Linked DNA regions of Homo sapiens: regions 2, 3 and 4 are each linked to region 1. Evidence: chromatin loops called from intact Hi-C (ENCODE). Cell type or tissue: PC-3. All regions are shown on one strand.

The links. Peaks named below come from ENCODE experiments on the same cell type or tissue, not always from the same donor. Only the 100,000 strongest peaks of a DNase experiment are listed, where the experiment ranks them.
Region 2: a loop joins it to region 1, with 5 times the contacts of the local background. A loop is called at or near these places in 4 of 110 quality-filtered maps.
Region 3: it touches region 1 in a loop (6-fold over the local background); 18 of 110 quality-filtered maps call a loop at or near these places.
Region 4: a loop joins it to region 1, with 8 times the contacts of the local background. A loop is called at or near these places in 3 of 110 quality-filtered maps.

What each region holds. Positions count from the first base shown.
Region 1 is chr3:43,158,947-43,166,946 of GRCh38, reverse strand. No RefSeq gene overlaps it. Among named protein-coding and RNA genes, the nearest start is that of POMGNT2, 57 kb to the right of the region's middle. In PC-3, a CTCF peak has its summit at 4,658; a DNase peak (open chromatin) is centred at 4,636; H3K27ac peaks cover 1,672 bases.
Region 2 is chr3:43,755,329-43,763,328 of GRCh38, reverse strand. No RefSeq gene overlaps it. Among named protein-coding and RNA genes, the nearest start is that of ABHD5, 68 kb to the right of the region's middle. In PC-3, a CTCF peak has its summit at 3,625 (motif pointing right); a DNase peak (open chromatin) is centred at 3,788; H3K27ac peaks cover 1,201 bases.
Region 3 is chr3:43,211,291-43,219,290 of GRCh38, reverse strand. No RefSeq gene overlaps it. Among named protein-coding and RNA genes, the nearest start is that of SNRK, 71 kb to the left of the region's middle. In PC-3, CTCF peaks have their summits at 3,200 and 3,400; DNase peaks (open chromatin) are centred at 4,450 and 5,920; H3K27ac peaks cover 2,969 bases.
Region 4 is chr3:43,461,537-43,469,536 of GRCh38, reverse strand. The region is part of intron 11 of ANO10 (anoctamin 10); the gene reads left to right. Among named protein-coding and RNA genes, the nearest start is that of SNRK-AS1, 110 kb to the right of the region's middle. In PC-3, no CTCF peak of the experiment used is centred here; a DNase peak (open chromatin) is centred at 4,256; H3K27ac peaks cover 2,085 bases.

The DNA.
Region 1 (8,000 bases):
TATGTTATTGTGCTGCCTTCTGACCTTCATTTCTGATGAGAAGTCCGTTATTCGTCTTATTAAGAATCCCTTTTTTTTTCCGGTTTCCAAGATTTGTCTGTGTTACGTCTTGGTGTATATTGACTTGAATTTGTCTTGCTTGGAGTTTATTGGGCTTCTTGGATGTGTAGATTAAAAGTTTTTCATCAAATTTGAGTTTTTAGCCATGATTTCTTCAAATAGTGTTTTGCACTTTTTTTCTTCTCTCCTTCTGGGATTCTATTATACATATATTGGTACACTTGATGGACTCCTACTGGTTTTTGAAGCTCTGTTCATTTCTCTTTATTCTTTTTTCGGTCTCTTGATCAGAATGGATAGTCTCAATGGACTTATCTTCAAATTTACTCATTCTTCTGCTAGCTAAAACCTGCTGTTGAGCCTCTCTAATGAATTTTTCATTTCAGCTATTGTACTTTTTGACTCCAGAATTTCCACCTGGTTCTTTTTTATAATATTTGTCTTTTTATTGAAATTACCTATTTGGGGCAGGACATTGTAATATTTTTCTTTATTCCTTAAGACATGGTTCTTTGAACATGTTTATAATAGCTGATTTAAAGTCTTCATTTGGTGATCCAATATAAGGCCTCCTTTATGAATAGTTTCTGCCAATTGCTTTTTTCCCTGGATATTAACTATACTTTTCCATTTCTTTCATGTCTTATAATTTTTGTTGAAAACTAGACATTTTAGATAATATGATGTGATAGTCTGAAAATCAGATTTATTCTCTTCCCAGGATTTATTGTTGTTATTACTGTTTACTGAGTGACCTTCCCGGATTACTTCTCTGAAGTCTGTATTCCTTGTAGTGTGTGGCCACTGAAGTTTCTACTCAGTAGCTTAGTTGTCAGTTAATTATTGGTCAGAAGTTAGTTTAAATTCCTTGAACCAATAAGTCTTCTATCCTTCCCAAGGGACTGTGTGTGTGTTGAGGCATGCTTCCAATACACAAGCAGTTTACCCCTCAGCCGTAGCTTTCCTGTTTTGCTTGTGCAGAGCTTCGAGGTAAGCCAGAGATGAGAGATGAGGCCCTTTCATTTTTTTTCCTAGGCATGTGCATAGTTCTGGATATGCATGTGGTTTTCTGGATTGCCAGGGATCTGTCAAAACTTTTCAAAATGTGTTATGGACATCTCATTTCCTAAATCTTTCTTTTAAATTTTTGGCCTGCTCTTTAGTGTGGATGCTTTAGGGATGGGATTTTTTTTAGATGTTCTAAACCCCAGCTGGTAGCTCCAAGGCTGCCAGTTTTTGTAGTTACAGTAGAGCTAGGCAGTGATTGTTGGGAGTAGGTCAGGTCGCAAAGCCATAAACTGACCAACCTGGGCAATATAGCAAGACCTCATCTCTATAAAAACAAAATTAAATTAAAAAAATTAGTCAAGTGTGGTGGCATGGGCCTGTAGTCCCAGCTCCCTGGGAGGCTGAGGTGGGGGGATTGCTTGAGCCTAGGAGTTTGAGGTTACAGTGAGCCATGATTGCACCACTGCCCTTCAGCCTGGGTGACAGAGTGAGACCCTGTCTTTAAAAAAGTAAAACAAAGTAAAGCCATAAATTGCTACTCTTATGGAGGTTCAGTAGTTCTTCTTAAGTAAACTTGTATTGTTGCAAGCTTTTGGTTGATTTTTGGAGTTAAGAAAAAGTTAATTTTAACAATTTTTTGCCAGTGTTTTCATTGCTTTTATGAAGAAACAGATTTATGAAGGTTCTCACTCTGCCATTCTGGTCCTCTATTAATTTACATTCAGCAGTTTATCCTTTTTTGTTAGTCTAACAATACCACTGTAGACATTCTTGTACACATGTCCTTTAAGCATTTGTCTGATTACTCTTAAATAAATTTTTCATGCTGGATCAAGGAGATAATGCTTGAAATTTTTATACCCCAGCAATGTAATAACAGTGTGGTCCCTTCAATAACACGCTCAACTCCTTTCCAGAATTGGGTTTGATCATTCTTTTACGTCTTTGCTGGTCTGATATGCAAAAGAATCATTTTTTGTTTGAATTATCATGTCCTTGATTACTAGTGAGAATAAATATCTTTTCCAATATTTGCCACTATTTGCTCTTCTTTTGTTTATATTATAGCTTTTCTCTATTCCTGTCTCCTCCCATCTCCCTCATTCTCCCCCACCACATCCCCCATGAAGAGCCTGAACTCTTTGAAAGGTTCAATTCCACTATTGCCTTATAAACCAATATATCTAAGTGCCAATGAAAAACTGTCTCAGACCAACTCAGAAATGCATGATGAAGTCATAACCAAAATGTCTTGGTGTAACAGATGTTACAGCTTCAGCATCAGGGGTGTTATTGCCTTGTACAATTGCTTGTGTGATCCCATTTTCCTGGGGTAGCACAGACGGCACTCCCAGCCTAACAGGAATCGGTTTTTCTGCTTTATGATGCACTCTAGAACCGCTAATTACGTCCATCTCACCCCCAGCTATTTGTTATCTCTTTCCTTCTCCAGACTGAGAGATGGAGGAGGGAAGTCAACCTGGCTTGTCCGAGGGGTGCAGGATAGCCTGCAGGAGCCCTGCCCAGACTTTGAATGTAACTCTCCCAGTCACAGCTTTTCAGGGGCCATCTCACCTGAGTCACCATGGGGACAAAGTACAGGAGGAACTTGCCTTACCCTGCTCATGGGAGACTCCATCACAAGATCGTGTCTCCTGCAGGAACAGGGGGCCCAGGAGACTCAGGATCCCACTCTGGCTCTGCCTAGAGTGTCGCATCCTAGAGAACAGGAGGATACCCTCGGGCAGCCCTTGCCTCTTACAGAATCAACACGGTCAACAGGAAGATGAGAGGCGGGACTGGCTGGCTTGAAGTCCTGTCCAGCCCAGCCACTTATGATTGGGTTACCAATGAACACCTAGCCCCTGCGTGAATATTCAGAGGTTGGTGAAGTGCACCCTCCTCAACCCTCACCTCCTGCTACCCACACAGGACACCAGTCCTCAGTTTGGTCTGGGGAGTCAAGCTGCCTGAGCTTGAATCCCACCTCCACTTTCTACTGGCTATGTGACCTTGGGCAAGTTATTTAAGCTCTCTGCTCCTCAGTTTCCTCACCTATAAAATGGGGACAATGCTATTACCTACCTCAGACAGTTGCTGGGAGTGGTTCTAAGAGAGGTAACAGATATACAGTGCTTCCAACTGTGACTGATAGACAGTAACCACTCAAAAAATGTTAGCAATCAAAACGCTTTAGAGTTTAGCCACTGCTCCTAGCCCTGCCCTCTGCAGCCATTGTCTATCTCAACAGCAGGAAATCTGCTAGGGCTGGGGCACACTGAGCACTGTGCCAGGATGCCCACCACCTGGGGATGGGTGAGGAGATGGGCTGGTGGAACCCTGGAACCCTGCTCCTGCACTGTTTCCTGGGAGAAGAATTTGTGCCTGCTCCCAAGTGCAATATATGGAGCCCCATGACTTAGAGTCAGAAAGATATGCCTTTAAGTGCCTGCTCCTTATTGACTCTCCATGAGACCTTCATAAGGGTGAATTCCTTAAGCTCTGGGTGTCGATTTGTTCATTTTGAAAATGGAAATCAGAGTATGCACCACTTGCTGTGTTAGGGGAAAGATTAAATTGCTAATGCCTAAGACCTGATAAACACCACTGGCACCACACTAAGGATTCATCTTGGGTCGTAAAAAGTGACATTCTGCTCTTATCATAAAGAGCCCCCCGCCCCACCTCCACAACCCTATTTCGAATAAAGGACATACCAGTTTCTGCAAATTTGGTCTTATTTAAAGCCAAGCAGAGGTGGCTTTTATGTGATGTGACATAAAAATTCAGACTGAGCCCTGTTTTGCTTTCTCTTTTGGCTGCTAACTTGACCTAGCTGCCTTTCTTCCCCTCACACCACGGGAGTTCGGGTTGCCAGGTAAAATCAGCACAAGTCTAACACTTCCTGTCAGCTCAACCTGAGTTTCTTCCACTTATGCTGTCTGCAGTGGCTTCGGCATCCCGAGCCAAGGGGCCAAGGGTGATGTGTGGCTGTGCTGACACATCCCCTTCCCCTTGAGTAGCCCTGGGACCTGGGATGCGGGAGAGGGAGCAAGTGAGCCAGTGCTCAGAGAACAGCCACCTACAGACCCCTAGGCAGGAGACCCCAAAAGGCCGCACTTAGCCTCCACAAAGAACCAGGCCCTCTTCCTCAGCGGAACCATTTCCAGAACGCAAAGCATCCTCTGGGGAGGTCCAGCTGCTGTGCCTTTGCCACTTCTCAGTGCTGAGCTGGTTTGGCAGGGAATGTGGCAGGCAGCAGTTGGCAGTCACAAGGGTCAGAGGAGCATTCTGTGGCATTTATACAGAGTCACGTTTCTGACTTGACTGAAAGTAGAATCTTTAATAATATATAGGTTTTAAGTGACTGAGGGTTGCTCTTGCCAAATCCTAGCATAAAGCATATTTTTACAGCTGGGATGATAAATCCCTGAAAGACGGCACTTACCATGGAAACGCTGACACAGCCTTTCATTCCCTTCACAGTGATTAAAATCCTTATTTCAATTTGTTTTTCTTTATTTTGAGCTAGAGTCATTTGCAAGCCCAGGAATACATCTCTCTGTGAAAGAAAACGAAATGCTGCCCTCTGTCAGAAATAAAATGAAACTGTTCTTAACTCACTGCAGTGGTACAAATCTCGCCTTGAAGAATCATGAAAACCCAGGAAATCAGGCTTTCTAGCCAGAGTAGAAACTCCTGCAGAACTTACCTTGTTTCCTAGGGAAAGTAAGACAGAGACAGGAAGGCAGGCAACCAACGGTGTGTTATCAAACCAGGGGCCACTATGGGCATCTGGAGATTTAGCCTTTGAGGAATTCCGGGAGCCATTGCAGCCAGTGCACATCAGGACCATCCTGCCTACAAGGTGGGATGCTCTGGGGTGTTTGTTCGCCAGTTCCCACCAGTCACTGGTTTCAAGCTGCCGCACATCAGTGCTTATGCATTTCTGGCCTGCTGCTCATTGCGGGCTCCAATGGCCAGAGGGAGCCCTCAGGCAAAGAGATGCAGATTTGGCAGTTGGAGGCCCAGCCCTTGTGCTGGTGAGGCTTGAGTGCATATAGGGAGCCCTGATCTGTCCACTGATCCCACTCTCCATTATCCCTTTTATGCTTCTTTGGACTGTTTTATTTGCAAGTATATTTAATATGGTTTGGATGTTTGTCCCCTCCAAATCTCATGTTGAAATGTAATCCGCAGTGTTAGAGGTGGGGCCTAGTGGAAGGTGTTGGGGTCAAGGGGGCAGATCCCTGATGAATGGCTTGGTGCCCTCCCCATGGTAATGAATGAGTTCTCAATCTTAGTTCACAGGAGAGCTGGCTATTTAAAGGAGGCTGGCACCTCTTCCTCCCTCTCTTGCTCACTCTCTCGCCCTGTGACATGCTGGCTTCCCTTCCCTCCTGCCATGACTAAAAGCTTCTTGACGCCTCATCAGAAACCAAGCAGATGTGGGCTCCATGCTTCTTGTACAGTCTGCAGAACTGTGAGTCAAATAAACTTCTTTTCTTTATAAATTACCCAGTCTCAGGTATTCCTTTATAACAACACAAAATAAGCTAACACAATATTTCATTCCCTTGGGGTTCAGGGAATTCCCTCTGTTTATCCAAGTCTTATCATCCGTGCTGAACCAAAAGCTCAGTGATCCTACTAACCAAATGCCCAGGAATGTCTTTCTACCTTTCCAAATCTTGTAATTGGAAAATCCATAATTGACCTGGCCACATGTCTTAATTTGCCAGTGAGATCTCAGCAGTGTTTCTCATTTAATAGCTGATGTGGTCTCAAATTTCCCAACCTAACAAGGCTTCATTCAACTCTGCAGATCATATTAGAACTTGGCCTAATGAGACCTGAGCATTTCCCTGATTCTGCACATGGTCAGAGCTTGGCAACAGGGTTTTCCAGAGTGTTCCACAGATAATCAGTCTGGAGAGATATTCCTCAGAATGGGGATTCAGAGATGAGATAAGCCTGGTAACATCACTAGGTATAGCACCCTCTTAAAGATCATAAGGCCCACCAGGATATTAAAGGCTCTGAGAAGTCCTGCAGGGAATAAATCCAATTAGCTTTGTTTAACTCAATGTTTCCCAACTTATTTCATCACTGGACTAGTTCTTCACGAAACATCTATTATCATCCTGTAACATACCAGATATAGTACACTTAACTGGATTTGCCTTTTATTTGTTTTCCCCCCTTATTTTAGTGAATTTTAAAAATATTTTTATTATACAAGTATGACATGTTTTGTAGAAAGACTGGGCCGGAGGCAGTGGCTCACGCCTGTATTCCCAGCACTTTGAGAGGCCAAGGAGGGCAGATCATGTGGTCAGGAGTTCGAGACCAGCCTGGCCAACATAGTGAAACCCCATCTCTACTAAAAAAAAAAAAAAAAATACAAAAAATGAGCATGGTGGTGGGTGCCTGTAATCCCAGCTACTTGGGAGGCTGAAGCAGGAGAAGTGCTTGAACCCGGGAGGCAGAGTTTGCAGTGAGCTGAGATCGTGCTTTTGCACTCCAGCCCGGGCAACAGTTCGAGACTCCGTCAAAAAAAAAAAAAAAAAAAGACTGAAAAAATACAAATAAGGAAAAAAGGAAGAAAAGGCACCGTGACATAATTACTGTGAACATTTTGGGTTCCGGAAGCGCATGTGTCCATGTTTCAGCATTCCTTTGTGAGAAGCAGTTTTTACTATAACAAAAATTAATCTGTCTTCCCAGATTATATTCGGTTTTATGACCCTTGATTCTAAGTAGCAGATTTCATAAAAGAAAACACACATTCTTCTAGCCAGCAAAAGCCAAAGAACCATTCTGAATTATTTCCAAAACCCCAGGTGGAGGAAAATTCCTCTACCATATGTTGCACCTTTTATGGGAAGTGGCAGGCCAAGAAAATAAATGAATTGGTAGGAAGAGGAAAAAATGTGATTTCTCAACCATGGAAAAATATTTATTATAAAAAAGGCAATAATGAAATACACTCAAGAATTTGGAAGGTTGTCTTTGGAAGATGAGCCCAAAGGTGACTTTCTTTGCTGCTGTAAAATCAAAGCATAAAGATAAGTATTTTGTAAAGCATCCTCTCTCCCCCGACAAAACCAGTCACAGTGGGAGTTAAAGCAGAGTAGGGAACACCGTGTCTTGGTTGTGGGAGAGAGAGCCTTGCCTGGGAGGTGACACAGCCCCTGGGGTAGGGCCAGGTGCGTCTCTCCCAAGAAGCACTGGGCTTGCTGCATGACCTCCAGATGCGGCAAGCCATGTGTGGGGCCATGGGTGGCTGCAGGGGAAGCAGGAGGTACAGCTGGTCACAATGACATCAGAGCAGGCCGAGGAGGGAGCACCTTAATTACCCCTTTCACAAATGGTCCCTGAAAACCTGAGCATGTTTCTTTGCTAGGGGCTTTGCCCTGGCTATCTGTTCCTTCAGACTGGCATCATCTTTCAGGTCTGAGTTTAGAGAGGGCCTGTGAGGAACCCTAGAGCACATAGCATTGGGGCAGGGCCAATATTTGCCTGACTGCAAAACCTACAGTCTCAAGCTTTGAGCTCTCACAGGGTTTTCAGATAGTTACAGTTTAAGAAGGGAAGATTTCTGCCTTAAACTTGGCACGTATGTGCTATCTGAAGTCTTGGGGAGAATATCTGATGCATAACTCCAGATCTCCTTCTTTTCAAGATAATGGCGTGTCTGAAATGGCTGAAGACAACTCCGATTCTGTCCTTTGGGGACTGGAAGACCATTCTGGGGTTGGGGGTGGGTACAGGCTCTGTGGACACAGTCACAAGCCACAGCCCCCTTGCTGCTAGCCTGTGTCCCTTGCCCTCTTGCAGCAAGAGCCAGCCAGTCCTCCAAGCTCTGTGACAACACTGCACAAGGCATGGACCCAGAGGAAGCCCCTCCAAGCAGAGCCAGCTGCCCACCG
Region 2 (8,000 bases), 600 kb before region 1:
GTGTACTCTTTACCTGGGTTCACTCAATGTTAAGATCTTGCAAAACTGTAGTAAAATATCACAACCAAGAGACTGGCATTGACACAAACCATGGCCCTTGTTCAGATTTCCCCAGTTGCACATGTCCTGGGCATTCTCTCTCTCTCTCTCTCTCTCTGTCTTTGTGTCTGTGTGTGTTGTTTAATTAATTTATTAATTAATTTATTTATTTTTCTGAAACAGGGTCTTGCTCTGTCACCCAGGCTGGAGTGCAGTGGTGCAATCAAGGCTCACTGCAGCCTCGACCACCTATTCTCAAGTGATCCTCCCACCTCAGCCTCCCTTGTAGCCGAGACCACATCTGGCTAATTTTGGGGTTTTTTTTTTTTTTTTTGGAGAGATGGGGTTTCACCATGTTGCCCAGGCTAGTCTCAAACTCCTGGATTCAAGCAATCCTCCCTGTCTAACCCTCCAAAGTGCTGGGATTACAGGCTTGAGCCACCACGCCTGGCTGAGTTCTATGTTTTTATCACCTATGGAGGTTCATATATCTGCCACTACAGTCGAGATAGTGAATGGTTCCGTCACCAACAGCAGGGAGGAACATACTTGAAAATGGATTGACCAATAACTTGATTCCAATGCTGTGAGAGACCTTGAGCCAGAACCACCCAGGGAAGCCACGCTGGATTCCTGACCCTCAGAAACTGTGTGAGATAATCATTTTTTGTTCTAAGCTGCCAAGTAATGATGTACTTTGTCACACAGAAATAGATAACTAACATAGATACCTATATCAAACACGTGATTAAAATGTAGACCGAGCTCAAATGTAGTCTGAGCTCATCCCAGACCTAGACTCTGCCTTCTATAAACTCTCCCAGGCAGCTCTGATGCACATTCTTTGTTTGAATCACTGCTCTGCCACTAACTTCATGCAATTTACCTCACCTCTCCAACCCTCAATTTCACACCTGAAAAATGGGCATAATCATACCTCATAAGCTATCAGAGCTTTGGTTTTTTGTTTTGTGTTTTATTTTTTGTTTGACTTCTGGGTTCAAGATAATGCACATAAAGCCCGAGCGCTAGCCTTCTTGGTGCCCTGCCCATGTCCCCTCGCCCTCATCATCTCAGAGCCTGCCTGGTGGGGTGGTTGGGGACTGCAGGCACCCACATTGCTTTGCCTGAGACCTTTCTTTGCTGCTAGAGCCCAGTTTGCTGCCTCAGCAGTAAGCCTGAAGTGCTGGGTATTTAACACCCTCCCAGTCCCCCAAAGTAATGACTGACAGAGCTGGGATGTAAACACTTGACTCTAAGTGGCAAGTTCTACACTGGCTCCCAGAATTCTACAGCAGAATTAAGGTTGTCACCTACAGTGGTAACTTGTTTCATAACACACCATTTATTGGCTCACCTCCCTTCTGTAGGTCACTTCCCCACTTCCCTAAGGTGTTACTTTCACTGCCCACATAAACCACTTACACCAATATCTTTGCCTCAAGATTAGCTTCACAAGGACCCAAACTAAGACAAGTACCTAGTGGTGTCAGCACATAGTATGTGCTCGGCTAACAGTTTTGACTGTGTGTGTGTGTGTGTGTGTGTGTGTGTGTGTGTGTGTGTATGGCATGTTTGTTTAGTGAAGGACACAGAAAGAAATTCTTAGCTAATATGAAACAGTGAGGAGGTATCAGCAGCATCAAAAATCCAAGGATGACTATCTAGACTGTCAAGTATGTGTCTACTACAAATCAACAATGACAAAAATTCAACAGGAAATAGAGAGTGGTCATCAGGCAATGCACAGGAGAAGTGACCAAATGGCCAACAAGTATGGGAGGAGAAGCTCCAGATCAGCAGTGATCTGAGGAATTGAAATTCAAATGAGATGTGCTCTTCTATCCACAGGAAGGGCAAAAGTTAGAAATGTGGGTAAGTGAGGACCTATACTGCTAGGAGATATAAGGTGGAACCACCTCTCTGGAGATCTTTCTGACAACATTTAACAAAATTCAGAATCCATTGACTGGCTTCAACACCTAACAAATCCACCCTGAGCACATCAGTCCCATGGAAGTTCTCACAAAGTACCAGGTGGTATATTGCACTGTTTTTCTGTTGGGGAGTTGGAGGCAGTCTGGTATCTTTCAGTAGGGAAATGGATAAGTAAACTGTGACAATGCACTTAGAAGCAAACACAGAATCTATAGAGCAACATGTGGCGTAGGAAAAGTAGGAAACGGAATGAGATTTGTAGCAAAATTCCATTATGTAAATTAAAAACAGACACAAGGCAGATGTATGTATTTTACAAGATTATATACATATGTAAGGACATATTCCAAACACATTTGAAAGGGTGGCGGCGGGGGTGCTTTTAAAAACAGACTTAAATGAGAAAAGTAACATTTTAAAACATTAGATGATAACATAGAAAAGTATCTTTATGACCATGGGGTAAAAATTTCTTAATTAAGACATGCAAAACACAAACCTTAAAAAAAAAAGGATAAATCTGGCAATATTAGAATTTAAAGCCTTTGTGCAATAAACACTATGTAAAAAATGATAAGCCACATACTGGGAGAAGATATTTGAAATGGATGTAACTGAAAACGGATTGGTATAAAGAATACATAGAGAACTCCTCCAAATAATGGCTAATATTTATTGAATACTTACAAAGGGCCTGGCATTGTTGATGGTGTTTCACATGGATGGAATAATACAAAGCAAAGAGGAAATAAAAACTGGCAAAGGATATACACAGGCAATTTGTGAGTTACTTTGTGTCACATTGTGTCTTAACGTAACATACAGAAATGGGTTCCCTCTTTGGTTGGCCCCTTTGTAGCTATACCATAGACCTCAACAGGTGACATGACTTAGGGGGTAAGAGCACGGCTAGCCTTCGAGAGCCAAGATCTCAGTCCAAGATCCTGATCCACTCTGACCTTCTGTTTCCTCTTCAGTAGGAAGACAATAATACCTCCATGTGTGGTATGAAGTGCTTAGCACAGTATTTAACACACAGCAAACACTTACTAAATGGCAACTATTTTGATGATGCAAAATAATAGTAGCGCACATGTAGTAAGGACCTAGTCCTAAGCTATTTAAATATGTATATTCTCATTTAATCCCTACAGCAGTTTTCTGGGGTAGTTCCTGCTTTTATTTTCATTTTACAGATAAGGAAACTGAATCTAAGGGAAGTTAGGAGGCCACCCAGGTCATGCAGTGGGCTCTGAAGCCAGGCTCACACTCTGAACGACCACATGGCACCCCCTTCTGTCATGGGCATGAGCATGGGGGTGCTACTCTTTCTTCTTAACATGAAAAGTATCTAGAACTTTAGAAATATTGTTTATGAAGCTGAATGTGTTTCTGAATGAGCACCTCTCAGACTTTAACATGCAAGTAAATAATGGGGATGAAGTGGGAGCAGATCTTGTTGAAATGCATATTCTGATCCAGCAGGTCTCAGGGGAAGCCCAAGAATGTGCATTTCTACCAATCCCCCAGGAGATTCTGAGGCTACTGGTCCTCACACCCACTGGGGAGTTCTGCTTCTAGGATCCAGTTATGACACCCACTCCTGGGTTCATTTTGCTTTGCAGGGTGATCAGAATGCTTTGTGTTTGTACCTGTGGACAATAGGGGGCTCTACAAGCTTTAAAAGATGGCATGTGTCATCAGCACACATTCAACGGAGGCCAGAATTCAGCACACTCAGCAGTGGGTGAACTGCCTCTGCACCTCTGTGGCTCATTGTTTTCCACACAAGAGTGCTCGGGATGACATGGGCCTGGACTATTCTGGGCCTTGGTCAGGTGGCAGCTGATTTACAGGAAGAATGATGTGGCTCCAGAGAGTCACGGTTTGTTCACCAGCCATGGGACTCCTGCTATGAGCCAGACCCAGGACAGTCTGCGAGGCGAGGATGAGGGTGAAGCACCACAGTCCCTGCACTCAGGAATTTGAAGCATTTATGGACATGCCTTTGGTGGAGAGGGTGGAGAAAGCCTGGAAGGTCAAGCTGGCCGGCATTTGCCCTAGTCAGGGGTTACAAGAATCAGAAGCCCTCTTACTGGTCAGGAAGGGGAGTTTATGGGAAGGAAGGAGCTGCCCAGGAAAAACAGCAGGAAGAGAGGCAGCTCCACCACTACAGGGAAAAAAGGCCCTCAGAAAGCCAAATAGCACTCTCCTCTCCTCCCTCCTCCCCTGGCCCTCCTACCCTGCTGGCTCACCTCACCCAGGCCTCTGTAACAAGGCTCCTGGCTTCACACCAGTCACCTGCGACATCTGCATCCTTGGTTTCAATTGTTGAAGGTAAAGGCTGATTGTTCTATTTTTGTTCTGTGGGCAAGGCAACTTCTTTGGAAGTGGCCGAGGCAGACCGGGCCAGGAAACCTGTGCACTCATTCCACTTCTGTGCCTGCCAGGCTCACACATCCTTCTTCTCATAGCACATTTTTAAAGGATCCTGCATTTACCAAGATCTAAAAGTGCAAACATGCACTTACCCGTGAGAGACACCCACAGTCACAGCTGTGTGACTACACCCAGAGATGACCTTGTTAACCATTTTTCTCAGAGTCCACAATCTCCAGTGGAATCTGTTTCTCCCTGGTTCTGTAACAGTCAAGCCTTGTGTTTCCTCCTCATAATTTTGCAACCTGATTGTAACAACAGTCCTCACTAACACATCCTAAATACAATAATGCAATTCAAGCAAGGCAAGTTCAAAAACACTTTCCATTTGGAAGGGGGTGAGGTTGATAAATCTCCAGAACAGCCCCTTAATCCAGAGCAAACTTCATCCAAGGTTACATGGCAGCATGGGCCCCCTTCCACAGCTGCTACTGAAGGGGAGGATTCTTGTGGATAATCAGGAACATGGTGGGACCAGAGAATTCCACAAGCATCACTGTTGACTTGTCTCTCTGGCACAGGGGGAGTTCTTTGGTCAGCAAACCTGGCTTCCAGATAGGTAGGGCCCATATCTTAGTTCTTCTTTTTTCTTTTTTTTTTTAATTTTGTCTTGGTGCTTTATACACTGTTTCTTATAGTGTTTACTAAGACACAGTCTCTGCCCACAATGAACTTTGGTACATTGTGAAAATATCATGTGCAGAAGATGGAAAAAGTGCAGAGTCTCTGCACTTGGTGTTCAGAATGCAGAAAAGAAAGGAGAATGGCTGAGGTATGAGCTGGTTGCTGCTGGTTGGTGAACAGATGCCATTAACTGGCAAGGAAGAGGCTGGTGTGGACTGCAGAGCTGGTGACACCTTAAGCTTTTTTGCACTTCCAGGGGGCCAAGCAAGGCAGAAGCAGTCATTGTTCTTTTCCCTGTACCTGTCTCCTTCAGGACAGGCACATTTGGCTGAGCACAAATAAGAATCATTTGCAGAAGAGCTCTAAGAGAGGAAGGAGTCCAAAAACCTTTGACCTAGGATTATGACTCTCACTGAAAGTTGTAAGAACTGACCTTTGACCTAGGATTATGACTCTCATGTAAGATGTAAGAACTGAGAGTCATTGCAAAAAGGCTGCAAGATCTCAGATCTGCAGGACTGTGGGCTGTCTCCTCTAAATGCAAAGAACTGGGGCCTAGGTCTCACGAGATAAACATCAGTGATGAGGGCAGTGGGCTGGTGGCGAAAGAGGCAGAGAAAACAGCAGCTCTGGTAACTGCTATTTTAAACACTTTTATTAAAGCAACAAAAGAAGAAGAAGAGGAGGAAGAGGAAGAGGAAGAAGGAGAAGAAGAAGGAAAGAAAGAGTGAGCTCACATAGAAAGCTTAACCTCTATTAAATCTTAGAGGCAGATTAGAAATAATTATAAAATTCGATACGCACAAATGGGAATGCATAGGTTTAAGGAGTGAGTGGATTAATTGCACATGACTCCAAACGTGGGCTAAGGAGGTAGACAAGATGCCTCTTCCTGAGTGTGTGACTTTAAGGAAGCTTCTTAAGACCTCCAACTTCAGTATCCCTGAGGGGAAATCTTTAAATGGAGATAGTGGCACCTACCTCCCAGGGTACTGTGAACATTAAGTAACTATTGCCTAGCAAGCCTTTGGTAGAATGTGTGGCACGTAGTACATGCTCAGTAAAAAGTGATTGACGTTGCTGTTCCATGAACTAGACAGGCTTTAAAGTCAAGTTCCAAAAATATCTGAGTGGTATCCACATCTTCAAAATGAGCAGCCAGCCTCTCAGCATGGAACCCTTTGAAGGAGCCACACTGGCAGGTAGGAACAGCCATGCTGAAGGGCTCAGGGAGCAGGAACCGGGCCACCTGCACAGGGAGGGTTTCCTTCCACTTCAGAGCAGGTAAATGGTTTCACTTCCCATCCAGCTCAGGTAGATTGATGATGGCTACCAGGATTTCAGCCCCAACAAGGATGACAAGGCAAGGGTCCTTCAGGATGGAGTAGCCATGCCTTTCATGGGGACAGGAGAAAGGTGGGTTGACTTAATAGGCTACAGATCCAGAAGTTAAATTTGTGCCATTGTTCGGCATAATCATAGTATTATTTAGTGAGAGTTCACCATGTCTGAGCAGTAATTGTCAGGGTGCTTTACATTTATGTATCATCTTATTTGATCTTACATCAATCCTGTGAAGAGGGTACATTATAATCCCCGTTTTTCACATGGGTCTTACGGACTAAGTCAACTGCTTGAGGTCACTTGTAGCAGATTCAGCCACTGCCCAAGTGTTGTGAACAACAACTCCCATGTGCCTGGCTTCTGTCACTTTTGAGAACAGCTGCCTCTGACTACCAGGGTCTACTTTGCCTACCCACAAGAGTCTGGGGTCCTTGGGAATTTAGGTGTGCCAGGTAAGCCCTGAACCTTAGACTGTTGGGTGCAGGGCTATAAATGTTTCTAGCTCCCTTGCCTTTGACAGGCACACTCAGGTGTGGTCTCCACTGACCCCAGAGCTCCACCAGAATTGAGCCAAGTGGGAGCCTTTCCTCCTCCTTCTATGGGACTGTGTTCGATGCTGCCCCTTTGCACCCTGCCTGGCCTCCTTCCCTTCCTGGCCCCACTCTCCTGTCCCCCTATTGTATTTTCCTAGGAGTATTCTGCAATGAAACACTTTCGTGCAAAGGTTTATCTAGTGGTCTGCTTCTGGGAAAACAGACCTGCGAGGTCACTTGGTTGTAAGTGCCAGAGCCTGAGTTCAACTCAGGTTCACGGTGTAAACTGCCTCAAAGAGAACCACCCCACCAGAACCAGTAATAATAAATGTGCAAAGACGGAAGACCTAAATAGAATTCTCACCAATGCTCGGGGGCCGAGTCCCAAGCAAGGCCTGGCTGTGAAAGCTGTGCCTGCCGACCACCTGAGACTTGAATATCCTGCGTGGAAGCCCTACAGACTCTGGTGTGCCCTCTGCCACATCCCAGCATAATCCTGGTGGAGAAAGTCATTGGAATTTTGGAAGCTAGGAAGGCTTTCCTTAGCCTGGTAATTATTTTTTCTTCCAAACCTCTATGCAAAGAATGTAAGTTAACTGATTAGGCTAAGGCTCTGTGCATCCTGTTGTTCTCTTTTCTGCAGTCATTTGGGTCTTTGTGTATCTTTGATGTGTGTGAATTAACATATTCTGCAGCTCCTCCCACTCACCGAGAGAAGGGGAAAAGATACCAGCCACAGCCCTTGCAGCTGAAACAAAAAACCTGAGCCTGGGTGGAGGCCAGAGGGAGGAGGAGGGCTTTTCTCCCTATCTCACCATTTGGGAGAATTTTCCCTAGAACAGGAAAAATAAAATAGTGTTCTTGTTCATGAATATTGCAGGTAGAAAAGAACACACTCTAGGGTATGCCTGAAACTCCACTCACCTTGTCTCCCTGGAAATGCTGAAGTCCATGAGTCCCAGGAAGGACCTTCACTCAACACTTCCCTAGCCTCCAACTCTCTTCCAACCCAGCCTCACCCCTGCACAGGGAGGTTTTCCTTCTACTTCAAACCATCTTTATATCAAGGGATGGTTTCATCTC
Region 3 (8,000 bases), 52 kb before region 1:
TAACCAAACTTCCCATGGCAATGCTATGGTAGGGCTTTTGAAGCAGTGGCTTTAGACCCACTTGTTTCACTGTGCTCTGGTCTTCTCAACTCTCTTGTCTTAGGATCTTGCCAGCAACTGCCCTGTTTTTTTTGCCCTATCTCTTAGGTCTGATTCCTCACTCATTCTTTGGGCTTGTAGACCCTCTTGGGCTTCCCCAGCTTGGACCATTTCAGGCTGTCATTTGTGACTTGCACCTACTCTCTTGTTCTTCCTACATCTGTTCATTTCAATTATCCACTCACCTGACCCACCTGTAGTTTCATTTCCAGTTCCAGCGGCCCAGAAGGGAGGTGAGATGTAGCAAAACGACATCTTCAAGTCTCCTGAATCCAAACACACCTGCCACAGTTAACCATCATGTACACCTAGGGACAAGTCTGTGTTCAGCCATGTGCTGTGGATCTGTACTTTGTAGGAATTGAGAATATGTATGAATTTGAGGTTGATAGCTAGGTAGATACTGAATTATTTCCATATCACTTGGTATAGCCATCTTCCCACCACCATGACCACCTAGACCCTTCCTCAGAACTCTCTGGACCTTCCCTTAATCCTGCAACTTAAGGGGCAATGCCTGGCCAACTGGGGGTGGGAGGATGCCAGTGGGGCTTTGATTGGGTACCCTGACCAACATTCTTTTAATTGGTTGATACCTGAGCCATACTAGTTGATATAAATCTTAAATATCAACCTGTGAAAATGTGCTGTAGTCTCAGACATTTCCATATCAAAAATGAAAAAGAAAAAAAAGCCAGACATGTGACTGCCATGTCAAACATTCTCAGCCTGCAGTTTCTTCTCTTCAAAGGCCACCCCAGAGGCATGAATGTTGGTTTGCAACAAGGAGATTATTTCATAAATATTGCTCTTTGCCAAATCCCCAGAGGCCCTTGAAGGTTGGGTGCTAATAAAGCTTGAATTATTATTAAGCATGTGGTCTATGTAGGTCATTGCCAAGTACTGGCCTGATGAAAAGTAAAGAAAAACAAAGCAAACACAATAACCCCAGATAGAGCATGGATGAGGAAGTGCAACCCCATTCTCCAAATAAGAAACACACCTGAAATCTCTTTTCTTTTTTGTCTTGAAACCAAGAAGGACTTGGTTTCCCCACCTGTAAAATGAGGGTCATAAGAATGACCTCCTTCACTAGTGTTTTAGAATTTTTGACAATATGCTTCTTTAGAAGAAGGGGGGCGGCCAGCGAGGAATAGTGTTGGTAGACTCAGCTTTATCCTGTAGCTTTAGGTTTTCAGTTGCTGACACATGTTGCAGTGTTTGGCTTTTATTTTACCCAGCAACCCCAGAAAGGGGGTGCGGTAGGAGTAGCAAAAGGAAATGCTCCAGGAATTCAAGGTCTTGCCTGAAGGAAACCGCAGATGCCTTAGTCAGATTCTGCATGGAGGCTCTTTTCCAGATGTTCACAGGGAGATGACCCATGTCAAGCTTTCGGCCACTTGGGCAAGTTTCAGGATTGTTCTTTAGGGAGAACCTCTTCCTGAGCAATGAGGAACATGTGCATTTCCCAAGCATCCTGTTGGGTGGTAACGTTCCCTTCCTTACCAAGGTGCTTCCAGCTGAAAGGGTGTCAGTGCAGGCAGGAGAGGCAGATGAATGGTCTGAGGCCTGGGGTTAGGCATCTGGAGGAAGATGGTGGGATTGGAGGTATCTGGGGGTTATTGCTGGATCCTAGATTTGGAAAGATGCTCTCGGGGAGAAGGCAGTAGATCTACTTGTGCTAATATGGTCTCTGGCAAGAGGATTCCAGGCTGCGTCATCTCCTCTGACCCTAGCAGAGAATGAGAATCCTTAAGAAGAAAGCGTAGAAAGCACAGGAAGAGAGGAACTCAAGCTAAGCTGAAGGGAGGAGGGCAGAGCTGGGGGAGTTGTAGCACAGTGGAGACCACACCAAGCCCTAAGCATTCTCCTTTTTTTTAAAGAAGAGAGAGAGAGAAAGAAAAAAAAAAAACCTCAGCTAATGTTTACTTCCTCCTGTTTTACAGAATATTTGAAGTGAACCTGTACCTTTAGTTTCATTTACATATGAAATAAACACATGTATTTATTTGGCGCCAGGCACTCTTCCAGAGTTTCATAAGTTTTAACTCATTTAGTCCCTATGACAGTCGGAAGTAGTTAGTATGGTTATTCCCATTGCACTGTGAGGAAACGGAGGCACAGAACGGTTGAGTGACTGGTCCCCACAGTTATACAACTGATGAGGAGGAGCTGAGATTGGACTCTAGGCAACCTGGCTTCCAAATCTATGCTCTTGACCCTTGACTTAGATTTTTTAAAATAGACTTTATTTTTTAGAACAGATTTATAGAAAATTAAGAAGACACTATTGAGAGTTCCAATATATTCCTTACCTAGTTTATGCTATTATAAACATCTTATGTTAGTATGGCACATTTGTTACAATTAATGAAGCACTATTGATGAACTATTATTAACCAAAGTCCATAGTTCATTTGGATTTCCTTAATTTTTACCTAATTCTTTTTTTCTGTTCCAGGATCCGATCCAGGATTCAACATTACATTTAATCATAATTTGTCCTTGGGCTTCTCTTGGCCGTGACAGTTTCTCCAACTTTCCTTGTTTTTGATGACCTTGATGATTTTGAGGAGTGATGGTCAGGTGTCTGGGAATGTGTCTGATGACTTTTTCTCATGATTAGACTGGGGTTCAATCCTTGATTCTTGATGGGTATAATGCAAAATTCCACACTAGTTTTGTTTTTTTGTTGTTGTTTTACATACTTGTTTCTTTTTGGAGGAAGAAAGAGATTCCTGTTCTGTAGTTGTTCTGGGTCATCCGGTTCCATTTAAAAAGAATAATCTTAACACAGACTCTCCAGCTGTTGTGAGGCAAAAGGGCCCTTGGTCTATGTTAGCCTCCATATTTCAGGATTGCAGGTTGCATTCAGCTCCTTCGCGGCCCTAGGCTGGCCCTGTTCATTCATCCCTGTTAAAACTGGGCCCTGGCACAGAAAAATGTAAAAGGAACACTGTTGGGGGCTCGGCACTGTAGGGCTCTGCCCTACCCACTTATCTGTCATCTGGTTCTACTTGCTTCCTGGTAAGCAACTCTTCCTCATGCCTTTGTCTTACCCCACTTAACCCAGAGCGACAGCCTGCAGCATGCACATGGCTAGCTGCCTCCCAGCTCTGGACCCTTGATGCTGTCTCTGTAACCTTTCTTGTTTTTTTCTGCTGTCTTTGCAGAGGCATCTCCTCAGTTACTCCTGCATGTGCACATCTGTAGGATTGCTACCCGCCACCTTCCTTAGGGGCTGTCCTGGTAAGTGGACCCAGGCACTCAGCAAACCCACCATCCCAGTCTACAGCACTGTCAGATGCCTCCTTGTGGTCCAGACTGGGGACACATCCTTTTTTTCTTCTCAGAGAGAACTCAGATCATAAAGATATTTACATATGGAAGAAGTGCTTGAGATATGGTCTTGAGATTATAAAAATACACTCAACCTTTTAAAACCATAGCAACACAAGAGACAAGAAGGCTGAAAACTAAAGTGCATTTAAATATAGCTGTAGGCTACAGGTTTGGAAATATAGTTTTTTAGGAAAACAATTAGAGGGAATAGAGTCCTGCCTTCATTCTCACCTGTATCACTTAGAGCCCCACCAAGCTCTAAGCCCAAACCCCAATACATGTCTGTTGGCTGCATGAGTGAATGAACCTACAGAAGAAATTTCCCAGCTGCCTCCAACAGGTCATAGCCCATCCCTTCTCCATCTCTTTTCCTCCTTTCCTTTGGTCTGGATAGTCAGATAACAGGTTTGTGGCTCATGTTACCTTCTCCACCCTCCTTGTGATACATTGAGTTCTTGGCCGCAATTCTTCATATTTTGCTGCATCCACACCCTTTGCCATGGAACTTTGCTGATCCTTTCACAACTTTGGAAGAATACTTCCCCACCCTTTGACTTTGGGCTTGACCATGGAATATTAGCAGAAGTGACGCACAGAGGGGTTGAAATGTGCTTGTGGGACTGTGTGTGTCCTCTTCTACCTCTGCCATTGCCATGAGAAGAGCATGCCCCAGCTAGCTTGCTGGTCCTCGGAGGATGACAAGCATGTGGAACAGATCTGGACCAAACTGCAGCCTGGGGCACAACCCTGCTGATCCAAGCCAAGATCAGCCAAATACCCACTGATCTGTGATGTGTGAGCAAGTAACAAATGCTCAGGGGTATGCTACTGAGGTTTTGGGTTGTTTGGTGCTCAGTAATAGCTGATGGAGACACCACTCTACCTTCCAGTCTCTCTTGGATATCTATACAGGCAGAAGTCTTCTGGCAAGAGGAGTCTTCATGTCAAATCCTGTCCCCGGAGACCATTCCTTCCTTATGAGAGCCTAGTGTGACTCACCACTCCCAGAAAGCATTAGTGTGTTAGTAGCAACGGTAATTAGTGTTTACCTGGAGTTTTATTAGCAGAAGGTCACTGTGACATACAACTGTCTTAGGCGGTAGAGAGGCCAGGATTATTGTGCCCATTTCGCAAAGAGAAAATGAAACACTCAGACAAAGTGAGGGATTCACCAGGGCTGGATGAGGAGGCAGCTGTCTGAAGGGAGAATGAGATAAAGGAGTTCCTTACACCCAGGGGGAAGTCACATTTGTGTGTGCGTGTTTTCATTTTTATAACTTTTTCATCATGAAAGGGGATGTATGTCAATCGTAGAAAAATAGGAAAATGTAGAAAGCATTGAAAAAGTCCTATACTACCTACTAGTGTTTTTATTTATTTCTCTTTATTTTAATGCATGTATATTTGTTATATATCTTTCATAAGTTAGAATTATGTTGTATATAAAAGCACTTTCCCCATGGCATTTAACATTCTTTAAAGACCTAGTTTCTAATGTGTAGTATTATGTTCTATGGACTAATTCTAAGTTGTGTTAGCATTCTCTATTTTTGTAAATGTAGCTTGTTTATGATTTTTTACTATTAAAAACAATGCTTTTGTGGACATCTTTGTTGGTGTGGGAGATAATTTATGTATTAAGTGCTTGGCACATGGTGTACTCCCTTCAGCGTAATAAATGGTAGCAGTATAAATATTTGCCTAAATCCCTGACTATTTCCTTTAAACTTTTAGATGAATTTGCAGAGTTAATAAGTTTTAATATTTAAGCAGTTTTTGATACATATTGTTGAATTGCTTTCCAGAAAGGATGTCCCATTTATTTTACTAATGGTAGTGTTGAAGGAACCCATCTCACAGCCTCCTGGCTGGCATTGAGTATTCTCCGGAAAAAAAAGCACTGCTAATTTGACAGGTGAAAAAGAGTAGCTCTTTGTTGCATTGTTGATTACTAGTGAGGCTAAAAATTCCAGCATAATTATTAACCATCAGTAACAGGATGACTCAGATGGACATTTGGGTCAGGCCCTGGCTAATAAATAGCTTTGAATGATTGAATTATCAAAGGTGGCCATGCTGCAGGTTTGAATAGAATTGCTAAGTCTAGATGCTAAGGACTGGAATGGTTCAAGTGTTGACTTTATGGGCAGGAGTTTATTCCCAGTCCTGCCTTGCTCAATGGAAAGTACTTTCAGATGGACAAAATTCTGATGTAGAAGTGAGACAGGACTGAGAAGGGGATGCTGGGCTTTGGAGTTGGCCAATCAGTCAGTAAGAGCCCCCGTCAAAAGAGGAGCTGGGAAAAAAGCCCCTGGTCAGCTCTTTGGGGACCGGGGCTGCCAGTGGTAGCACCTCCAGAGTTCGTGGAGGTCCATGGGGAACCATCAGGTGTATTTGGACCTACAGGCAAGTCTGTTCTCAGGGAGGATGTGGGAATGTGAACTCAAGTTTTCCCACCTGGTGATGTTGTGAAATGACTCAGCCACCAAGCTGGTTGAACTAGACTAGCCCCTGCCACACTCCTGTGTTTCTGTTCCTCTAGGCATGGCTGACACCCCCTCTCTCCTTCCCCATGACTCCTCAACTCCAAACCAGAGTTCGCTTGCAATCGCTTATTCCCCTGCGTTGTCACTTTTTTCATTCACAAGTTACACTCCTCCTCTTGATACAAGCTACTTGAGAGTGGAGATAGGATTTTATTATCTCTGTGTCTTCAACAGATATGAGTGTGAGAATGAATGAATGACACAGTAGCATCTAGAGTACACCAAGAGTAAACGAGGGCCTCAGCATCTAGTTGGGAGAAACAGCCAAAGTTTATTCTTTATCAATCTGTTTCACCACAGAGTTTTGCTGGATGGAAAAGTTACACCTCAGATATCAGGTTCTGTGGTTGGTCAGGTATTTGGCAGACAGTGCATCACGCATCCTGGTGCCCTGAAGAGTTTTTCTGTTTTTGCCCTGCTTTGACTTTGCACTGAGAGCCAAGTCTCATCAAAAGGAGGATTTTGTTTTAACCACCTGCCCAGCTTTCTTCTAACGCAGTGGTCCTCAAACTTTCTTGAGAATCAGAATCACCTGGAGGGCTTGTTAAGATACAGAGAGCTGAGTTCAAACCCCTAAGTTTCTAATTTTATCATTTCTAACAAGTTCCCACTTGGTGCTGTGGCTGCTGGCCTGGGACCACAGTTTGAAAACCACTGGTCCAAATGTTTTCATCTGGCCCTGAACAAGGTGCCAGACTGACCTTCCAAATCCAAGAAAATAGGTATATAGAATATTCGGCCACTGTGCCAGGGCCCAGCTCTGCTCATCCCCATGTCAGGACTGGGCTATCTTTTCTTGGCAGGAAGGCATAAGTAGACTGGGCCATCCAAGCCTGAGTTAGACGGCCTTCAGGGCCTGCAAATCACTGTTGCAGGGTCTGAAACCTTATCAGGGTATTCAGTAGCTTCCCATAGAAGCACATAAAGTTGAAGGAAGATAGAATTTTATATCCTGAGAAAAATCCAAGCTCTAGGACCCCAACTTTGTATATAAGGCAGTGGCCAGGTGTCTCACCTGACCCCTTCCAGAGCTCATTCAAGAGATGGCCCAGCTCATGGTAGTCCATGAGGGCCTCTGTGTCCTCTCCATTCTGCCCAGTCTGTGACCTCGATCTTCATAGAAGAAGCTGAGAACCTAGGCTAAGACTTGCTTTCCACCAGCATCATCATCACACGTTAAATAAAATCTGAACTCCTTACCATGCCCTGAGGGTGCCTGGTGCTCTGACCATCCCTGCTCTCCAACTGGTCAACTTCACTGCTGTCCCTCAAAAACCAGGCTTGTCCCATCTTGGAGCACCGCAGCTGCTCCGCCTAAAAGCTGGAACCCCACATGGGACACTAGGCTGGCTGTTCAGGCATCTCCTCTCCAGAAAGAGCTTCAGTTCACCCTCCATAAAGCAGCCCCGCCTTCCACCTGTACCTTCTGTCCCTAGCTTCCCAGTACTTGTCACCATCTGCTACATGCTTACTAATCTGTTTACTTGTTTATGATCTGCCTGCCTGTCCCCTCCAGAATGTGAGCCCCACGAAGGCAGGAACCTTGTCTGCCTTCCTCAGCTGTGGCCCCAGCATCTCGAACATGCCTGGCACATTGCACATGTTCCATTAAGATTTATAGAATACACTTGTAGGCTCTGCCAGATATACCATGGAAGGCAGGGTCTGAAATGCTTAAATAACATACCCCAGATCTTGACTCGGAAATCCAGGATCAGGCTCCAGGTTCACTTCCTAACAACTTGTTCAGATGGGAAGAGCCAGGGTCATAGGTGAGGCTTCTGTCCCCACACCTGTTGCTCTGGACGGGCCCCTCAACTTGTGTTGGCCTGACCTGCCTCACCTGCCAACGGGTTGGATAACATTTGTGTTGCCCATCCCCAAGGCTATGTCAAGGCCCAAAGGCAGTAGCTGCTGGGAAAGTGCTCTGCTAGGAAAAAGCTGTGGGGCAAATTTGAGTTTTGGGCTGCTTGTACATCTCCATGGCTTTAAAATCTGCACATGGCATTTAAT
Region 4 (8,000 bases), 300 kb before region 1:
TTTTCACTCCTAACAGTGCAATTAATGAAACAACTGAACAGGACCTGGAATATTATAAAAGAGAATAGTGAAAGATTCTTGACAGGTCATGTGCCTTCAAGTCCTGTTAATTTGATGAATCAGTAGGAGATGAAATCAATATAAACCTGAAGGAATTGTCCGCGGGGCAAATCACTAAAAGCAGCTGATTAGGCCGGGCATGGTGGCTCACGCCTGTAATCCCAGCAGTTTGGGAGGCCAAGGTGGGTGGATCACGAGGTCAGGAGTTTGAGACCAGCCTGGCCAACATGGTGAAACCCCATGTCTACTAAAGATACAAAAAAAAAATTAGCCGGGCATGGTTGTGTGTGCCTGTAATTCCAGCTAGTCTGGAGGCTGAGGCAGGAGAATCGCTTGAACCTGGGAGGTGGAGGTTGCAGTGAGCCAAGATCGTGCCATTGCACTGTAGCCTGTGTGACAGGACAAGACTCCATCTCAAAAAAAAAAAAAAAAAAAAAAGCAGCTAATTGATGTAGGATTGAAAATCCAGCCAGGCGTGGTGGCTCACACCTGTAATCCCAGTACTTTGGGAGGCCGAGGTGGGTGGATCACGAGGTCAGGAGATTGAGACCATCCTGGCTAACACAGTGAAACCCTGTCTCTACTAAAAGTACAAAAACTTAGCCAGCCTTGGTGGCATGCAGCTGTAGCCCCAGCTACTCGGGAGGCTGAGGCAGGAGAATCACTTGAACCCAGGAGGCGGAGGTTGCAGTGAGCCGAGATCGCACTACTGCACTCCAGCCTGGGCAACAGAGCGAGACTCTGTCTCAAAAAAAAAAAAAAGAAAACAAAAAAAAGAAAACCCACTGAGATGTTTAGGGAAGAGATTTGAGTTACCACCACCACAGTCTGACCTGCTGAGATTGTTTAGTTTGAAGCCTGGATGCATTCATGAAAACAGGTGAAACATTGGGTGCTGTGGGAACTTTGTAAAGCTTGATTTACATTTAAAGTTTATGTGAGCTCCAGAAATCCCGAAAATTCACTGTTTTTTTGTACAGTCCTAGAAAGCCATGTGCACACATACCAGGCATATGGTGACAGTTCTTCCACTGGTGCAGCCTTTGCTCTGTCACTCTTTGACTCCTTCACAGGAAGCTTCCATCCTTCCAGGGCTCTTTCTGTTACAGGAAAGTGTTTTGGGTCAGAGATAAGCCTTTCAGCATTTCCCAAGGGCCCATGTGTCAATACTGTGCTGCACACTGGGGATGCCATGGTGACTGAAATAGTTGTGGAAATTATGAAACCAACTTGTAGAGTAGACCACTTTGTGAAATCCTTAAGGATTACCCACCTACCAGCATTGTGCCCACAGCAATTTTTTAAACACATAAGAAATCACTGCTAAAAATTATTAGACATTATGGCCAAAGCAGGAAAGTAATTTTGCTATGAAAGGAAAATAGCTTGTGGATTGAAAGGATTTATAATTAAAGCTTAAAATATGACCTAGATACTCACATTATACAACCCCAGGCACCACAAAAGAGTACTTATGCTCAATGCTAAGAACTCCATCACTGTGATGAAAGCTAAATAAAGTGTCAGTGTTTTTCCATGTAGTTTCATAGCTATAAATTGACTGGAAAACTCTAAATTCGTTTGTATTTTCTTTTAATTGTCTTTACAATTTGGTTTGTGAATCTCTCTGTCTGACATTGTATTTATTACTGTTGCAGTTAAAATTAGAAGAGTTAAGGAAGGATCACTGCATTATACCTTATGCACTATTCTTCATCAGCTTTCTTGAAGTATAATTTACATACAATAAAGAGGACCCATTTTAAATGTTCAGCTTGATAGGTCTCAACAATTGTATACATCCAAAATCACCACCACAAGAAGATTTAGAACATTTCTATCACTCTGGAAAGTTTCCTCCTCCCCTCTGCAATCAGTCCCTTCTACTCCCCAGCACAGGCTGTCACTGAAGTGCTTTCTTGTCACTACAGATGACAATGGCCTGTTACAGAAATTCATATAGATGGAATAACATAGTAAGTATTCTTTATATCTGGCTTTTTATTTAGCATAATGCTTTTGAGATTCATCCATGTCATTGCATGTAGCTTGTTGCTTTATATTGCTAAATATTTATTCCATTGTATGAATATACCATAGATTTCTTATCCATTCACCCATTAATGAACATTTGGGTTGTTTCCATATTTTTACCGTTATGAATGAGGCAGCAGTGAACATTCTTGTACCCATTTCTCATGTGCATATGTCTTTATTTCTCTTGGGTAAATACTTTAGTGGAATGACTGAGTCTTATGATAAGTATATATTTAACTTTATAAGAAATTTTCTAACTGTTTTATAGAGTGGTTTTAACATTTTACATAAACTTCAACCAGCAATGATTGAGAGTTCCAGTTGTTCTAAATCCTTGCAAATATTTGCCATTGTCAGTTTTTAGTTTTTTTAGCCATTCTGATAGATGCATTGATATTTCATTGTGATTTTAGTTTGCATTTCCCTGGCAACTAATGATGTTGAACATCTCTTCATGTGTTTATTAGCATACTATTTGTGAACATTCTGTTAAAGTTTTATGCTCATTTTTGTTGCACCATCTTTTCATTATTGAGTTTCATGTATTCTTTACATATTCAATACACAAGTTAATTGTCAAATATAATACATATATTGCAGATATTTTCCCCAGTGTATGATGTGCTTTTTCATTTACTTAACATAATGTGTTGAAGACAAATTTTTAATTTTTGGTAAAGTACAGTTTCTCGTTGTGTGTTTGTGATTATTGCTTTTTTATGTCTTGTCAGAAAAATCTTTGGTTACCCTAAGGTCCTGAAGATTTTCTTCAATGAGTTTTACAGTTTTAACTTTTACATTTATACCTATGATCCATTTCAAGTTAATTTTTGTTTATAGTATGAGAGAGAGGTTAAGGTTCATTGTTTTCCTATATGAATATCCAGTTGTTACTCTAGTCGTTTGTTTAAAAGACCCTTTTTTCTCATTGATTACTTTCGCACCTTGTCTACATTCATCTTGCCATATATGTGTGTCTCAATTTCAGGACTCTATTATATTCCATTTATATATCTATATTCTTATGTGTTGATTACTGGTTTTTTTGTTTGTTTTTTTTTTTTTTTTTTGAGATGGAGTCTTGCTCTGTCACCAGGCTGGAGTGCAGTGCAGTGATCTCGGCTCACTGCCACCTCTGCCTCCCGGGTTCAAGCGATTCCCCTGCCTCAGCCTCCCGAGTAGCTGGAACTACCGGCACGCACCACCACGCCTGGCTAATTTTTTGTATTTTAGTAGAGACAGGGTTTCACCATGTTGGCCGGGATGGTCTTGATCTCCTGACCTCATGATCCACCCTCCTCAGCCTCCCAAGGGTGCTGGGATTTCAGGCATGAGCTACCATGCCCAGCCCAATTACTGTTGTTTTAACTCTTCATGTCAGATAGTGTTAGTCCTGTAACTTTGTTCTTTTTTCAAGTTGTTTTGCCGTTCTGGATTCTCTGCATTCCCAGAGGAATTTTAAAATCAATTTGCTGATTCCTACAAAACTTTTTGAGACTGCATTTCATTAGATTGATTTGGAGAAGATAAACTGACATTTTAACAATATTGAATGTTCTAATTCATGAACTTTGTATATCTTTCCATTTATTTAGGTCCTCTTTAATTTTTCACAACAATATTTTATAGATTTATTTGACAGAATTTGTACATATTGTATTCATCCCTAAATATCCATTTCCAATTTTAATTGCTGGTACAGTCATGTGCTGCATAACAACATTACAATCAGTAATGAACCATATATATGACAGTGGTCTCATAAGATTATTTATTTATTTATTTTTGAGATGAAGTCTCACCCTGTTGTCCAGGCTGGAGTGCAGTGGTGTGATCTCAGCTCACTGTAACCTCTGCCTACCAGGTTAAATTGATTCTCTTGCCTCAGCCTCCAAGCAGCTGAGATTACAGGTGCCTGCCACCATACCTGGCTAATTTTTGTATTTTTAGTAGAGACAGGGTTTCACAATACCACATTTTTACTGTACCTTTTATATGTTTATATATATTTAGATACACAAATATTTACCATTGTGTTACAGCTGGGGACAGTATTTAGTATAGTAACATGCTGTACATTTTTGTAGCCTAGGAGCAATGGGCTATACCACATGGCCTAGGTGTGGTAGACTGTCTAGGTTTGTGTAAATACTGTCTATGATGTTTACACTATGACAAAATCATCTAATGACACATTTCCCAGAATATATATCCATTGTTAAGTGATGCAAGACAGCTGACAGGAAGAAAATTGCTTTTTATGTTGACCTTTTATCCTGAAACTTTGAAAAATTTGCTTATTAGTAATAGTTTTATTTATATGGGGTAAAACTTAGGATTTACTCTGTACATGACCACATCATCTGCAAATAAAAACAAATTATCTTCTTCATTTATAATCTATAGGTTCTTTGTTTACTTTTCTTGCCTGATTGCACTGGTTAGGATCTCCAGCAGAATGTTCAATAGAACTAGTAAAAGTTATCATTCTTGTTTTGTTCCTGATTTTAAGGAAAAAGCAATTAAGTTTTTACCATTAAGTATGATGTTAGTGACTCTCTTTCTCAGTATCTTTTTAAGATTGAGGAAATTTGCCTCTATTTCCATTTTACTGAGACTTTTTATCCTGAATGACTACTGAAGTTTGTCAAAAATTTTCTGTATATATTGATATGATGGATCATTGTTCTTCTTTATTCTGTTAATGTGTTGAATTATATTAAATAACTTTCTAATGTAAAACCAATCTTGCATTTTTTTTTATATGGGGTCTCTGTCTGTCACCTAGGCTGAAGTGCAGTGGGGCAGTTATGGCTCACTGCAACCTCAACCTCTTGGACTCAAGTGATTGTCTACCTCAGCCTCCCAAGTTGCTGGGACTATAGGCATGTGCCAACATGCCTGGCTAATTTTTTAATTTTTTGTAGCTGCAGGGTCTTGCTATGTTGACCAGGTTGGTCTCAAACTCCTGAGTTCAAGTGATCCTCCCACCTTGGCCTCCTGAAGTGCTAGGATTACAGATGTGAGCCACCAAGCCTAGCCCAACTTTGCATTTCTGAAATATATCCCACTTGGCCATATTTTATTAGAGATTGCTGGATTTGATGTTCTAATATTTTGCTAAAGAATTTTACGTCTATACCAATGAGAGATATTGGTCTGTGGTGTTCTTTTCTTGAAATGTTTTTGTCAGGTTTTGGTATCAGAATAATACTGTCCTCATGAATGTCCCCTCCTTTTTTTTTCAGAGAGAGGCTGTGTAGGATTGATGTATTATTCCTTTTTCAGGTTGCTGATAAAAACATACATTGGGCAATTTACAAAAGAAAGATGTTTAATTGGACTTACAGTTCAATATGGCTGAGGAAGCCTCATGATCATGGCGGAAGGCGAGGAAGAGCAAGTCATGTCTTACATAGATGGTAGTAGGCAAAGAGAGAGAGCTTGTGCCGTGGAACTCCTCATGAGACTTACTCACTATCACGAGAACAGCATGGGAAAGACTTGCCCCCATGATTCAGTTACCTCCCACCGGGTCCCTCCCACAACACATGGGAATTCAAGATGAGATTTGGGTAAGGACACAGCCAAACCATATCATTCTGTCCCTGACTGCTCCCAAATCTCACATCCTCTCATTTCAAAACCAATCATGCTTTCCCAACAGTCCCCTAAAGTCTTAGCTCATTTCAGCATTAACTCAGAAGTCCACAGTCCACTCATCCAAGACAAGGCAAGTCCCTTCCACCTGAGTCTCTAAAATCAAAAGCAGGTCAGTTACTTCCTAGATACAGTGGGGGTACAGGCATTGGGTAAATACAGCCATTCCAAATGGGAGAAATTTGCCAAAACAAAGGGGCTACAGGCCCCATGCAAGTCCAAAATCCAGCAGGGCAGTAAAATCTTAAAGCTCCAAAATGATCTCCTTTGACTCCATGTCTCACATACAGGTAATGCAAGAGGTAGGTACTTAGCATTGAGCATAAGTACACTTTTGTGGCACCTGGGGTTGTATAATGTAAGCATCTAGGTCATGTTTTAAGCTTTAATTATAAATGCTTTCAATCCACAAGCTATTTTCTCTTCATAGCAAAATCTCCTTTGACTCCATGTCTCACATCCAGGTAACGATGATGCAAGAGCAGCTCTGCTCCTGTGGCTTTGCAGGGTACAGCCTCCCTCCTGGCTGCTTTCAGGGGCTGGTGTTAAGTGTCTGCAGCTTTTCCAGGTGCACAGTGAAAGCTGTCAGTGGATCTGCCATTCTCAGGTCTGGGGGACAGTGGCCCTCTTTTCACAGCTCCATTAGACAGTGCTCCAGTAGAGACTCTGTGTGGGGGCTCTGACCCCTCATTTCCCTTCCTCAGTGCCCTAGCAAAGGTTCTCCATGAGAGCCCCGCCCCTGCAGCAAACTTCTGCCTGGACATCGAGGCATTTCCATAGATCTTCTGAAATCTAGGCAGAGGCTCCCAAACCTCAGTTTTTGACTTCTGTGTGCTCACAGCCTCAACACCACGTGGAAGGTGCCAAGGCTTGGGGCTTGCACCCTCTGAAGCCATGGCCTGAGCTCTACATTGGCCCCTTTCAGCCACGGCTGGAGTGGCTGGGACACAGGGCACCAAGTCCCTAGGCTGCACTCAGCATGGGTACCCTGGGCCTGGCCCACAAAACCGCTTTTTCCTCCTAGGCCTCCTGGCCTGTGATGGGAGGGGCTGCCTCCCATCTGACATGCTCTGGAGACATTTTCACCATTGTCTTGGGGATTAACATTCAGCTCCTCATTACTTATGCAAATTTCTGTAGCTGGCTTGAATTTCTCCTCAGAAAATGGGATTTTCTTTTCTATCACATTGTCAGGCTGCAAATTTTCCAAACTTTTATGCTCTGCTTCCCTTATAAAAATGAGTGCTAGGCCTGGTATGGTGGTTTAACACCTGTAATCCCACCACTTTGGGAGGCCGAGGTGGGTGGATTACCTGAGGTCAGGAGTTCGAGACCAGCCTGACCAACATGGCAAAACCCCATCTCTACTAAAAATACAAAAAATTAGCCAGGTGTGGTGGTGGGTGCCTGTAATCCCAGCAACTTGGGAGGCTGGGGCAGGAGAATCACTTGAACCTGGGAGGCGGAGGTTGCAGTGAGCCAAGATCGTACCGTTGCACTCCAGCCTGGGTGACAAGAGCAAACCTCTCTCTCGAAAAGCAAACAAACAAAATACTGAATGCTTTCAACAGCACCCAAGTCACCTGTTGAATGCTTTGCTGCTTAGAAATTTCTTCCACCAAATACCCTAAATCAACTCTCTCAAGCTCAAAGTTAAATGAATTTCTAGGGCAGGGGCAAAATGCCACCAGTCTCTTTGCTAAAGCCTAACAAGAGTCACCTTTGCTCCACTTCCCAACAAGTTTCTCATCTCCATCTGAGTCCACCTCAGCCTAGACCTTATTGTTCATATCACTATCAGCATTTTTGTCAAAGCCATTCAACAAGTCTCTAGGAAGTTCCAAACTTTCCCACATTTTCCTATCATCTTCTAAGCCCTCCTAACTGTTCGAACCTCTGCCTGTTACCCAGTTCCAAAATTGCTTCCACATTTTTGGGTATCTTTTCAGCAGCGCCCCATTCTGCTGGTACCAGTTTACTGTATTAGTCCATTTTCATGCTGTTGATAAAGACATACCCGAGATTGAGCAATTTATAAAAGAAGGAGGCTTAATTGGACTTACAGTTCCACATGGCTGAGGAAGCCTCATGATCATGGCAGAAGGCAAGGAAGAGCAAGTCACGTCTTACATGAATGGCAGCAGGCAAAGGGAGAGAGCTTGTGCAGGGAACTCCTCTTTTTTAAACCATCATATCTTGTGAGACTTATTCACTAACATGAGAACACCACAGGGATGACTTGC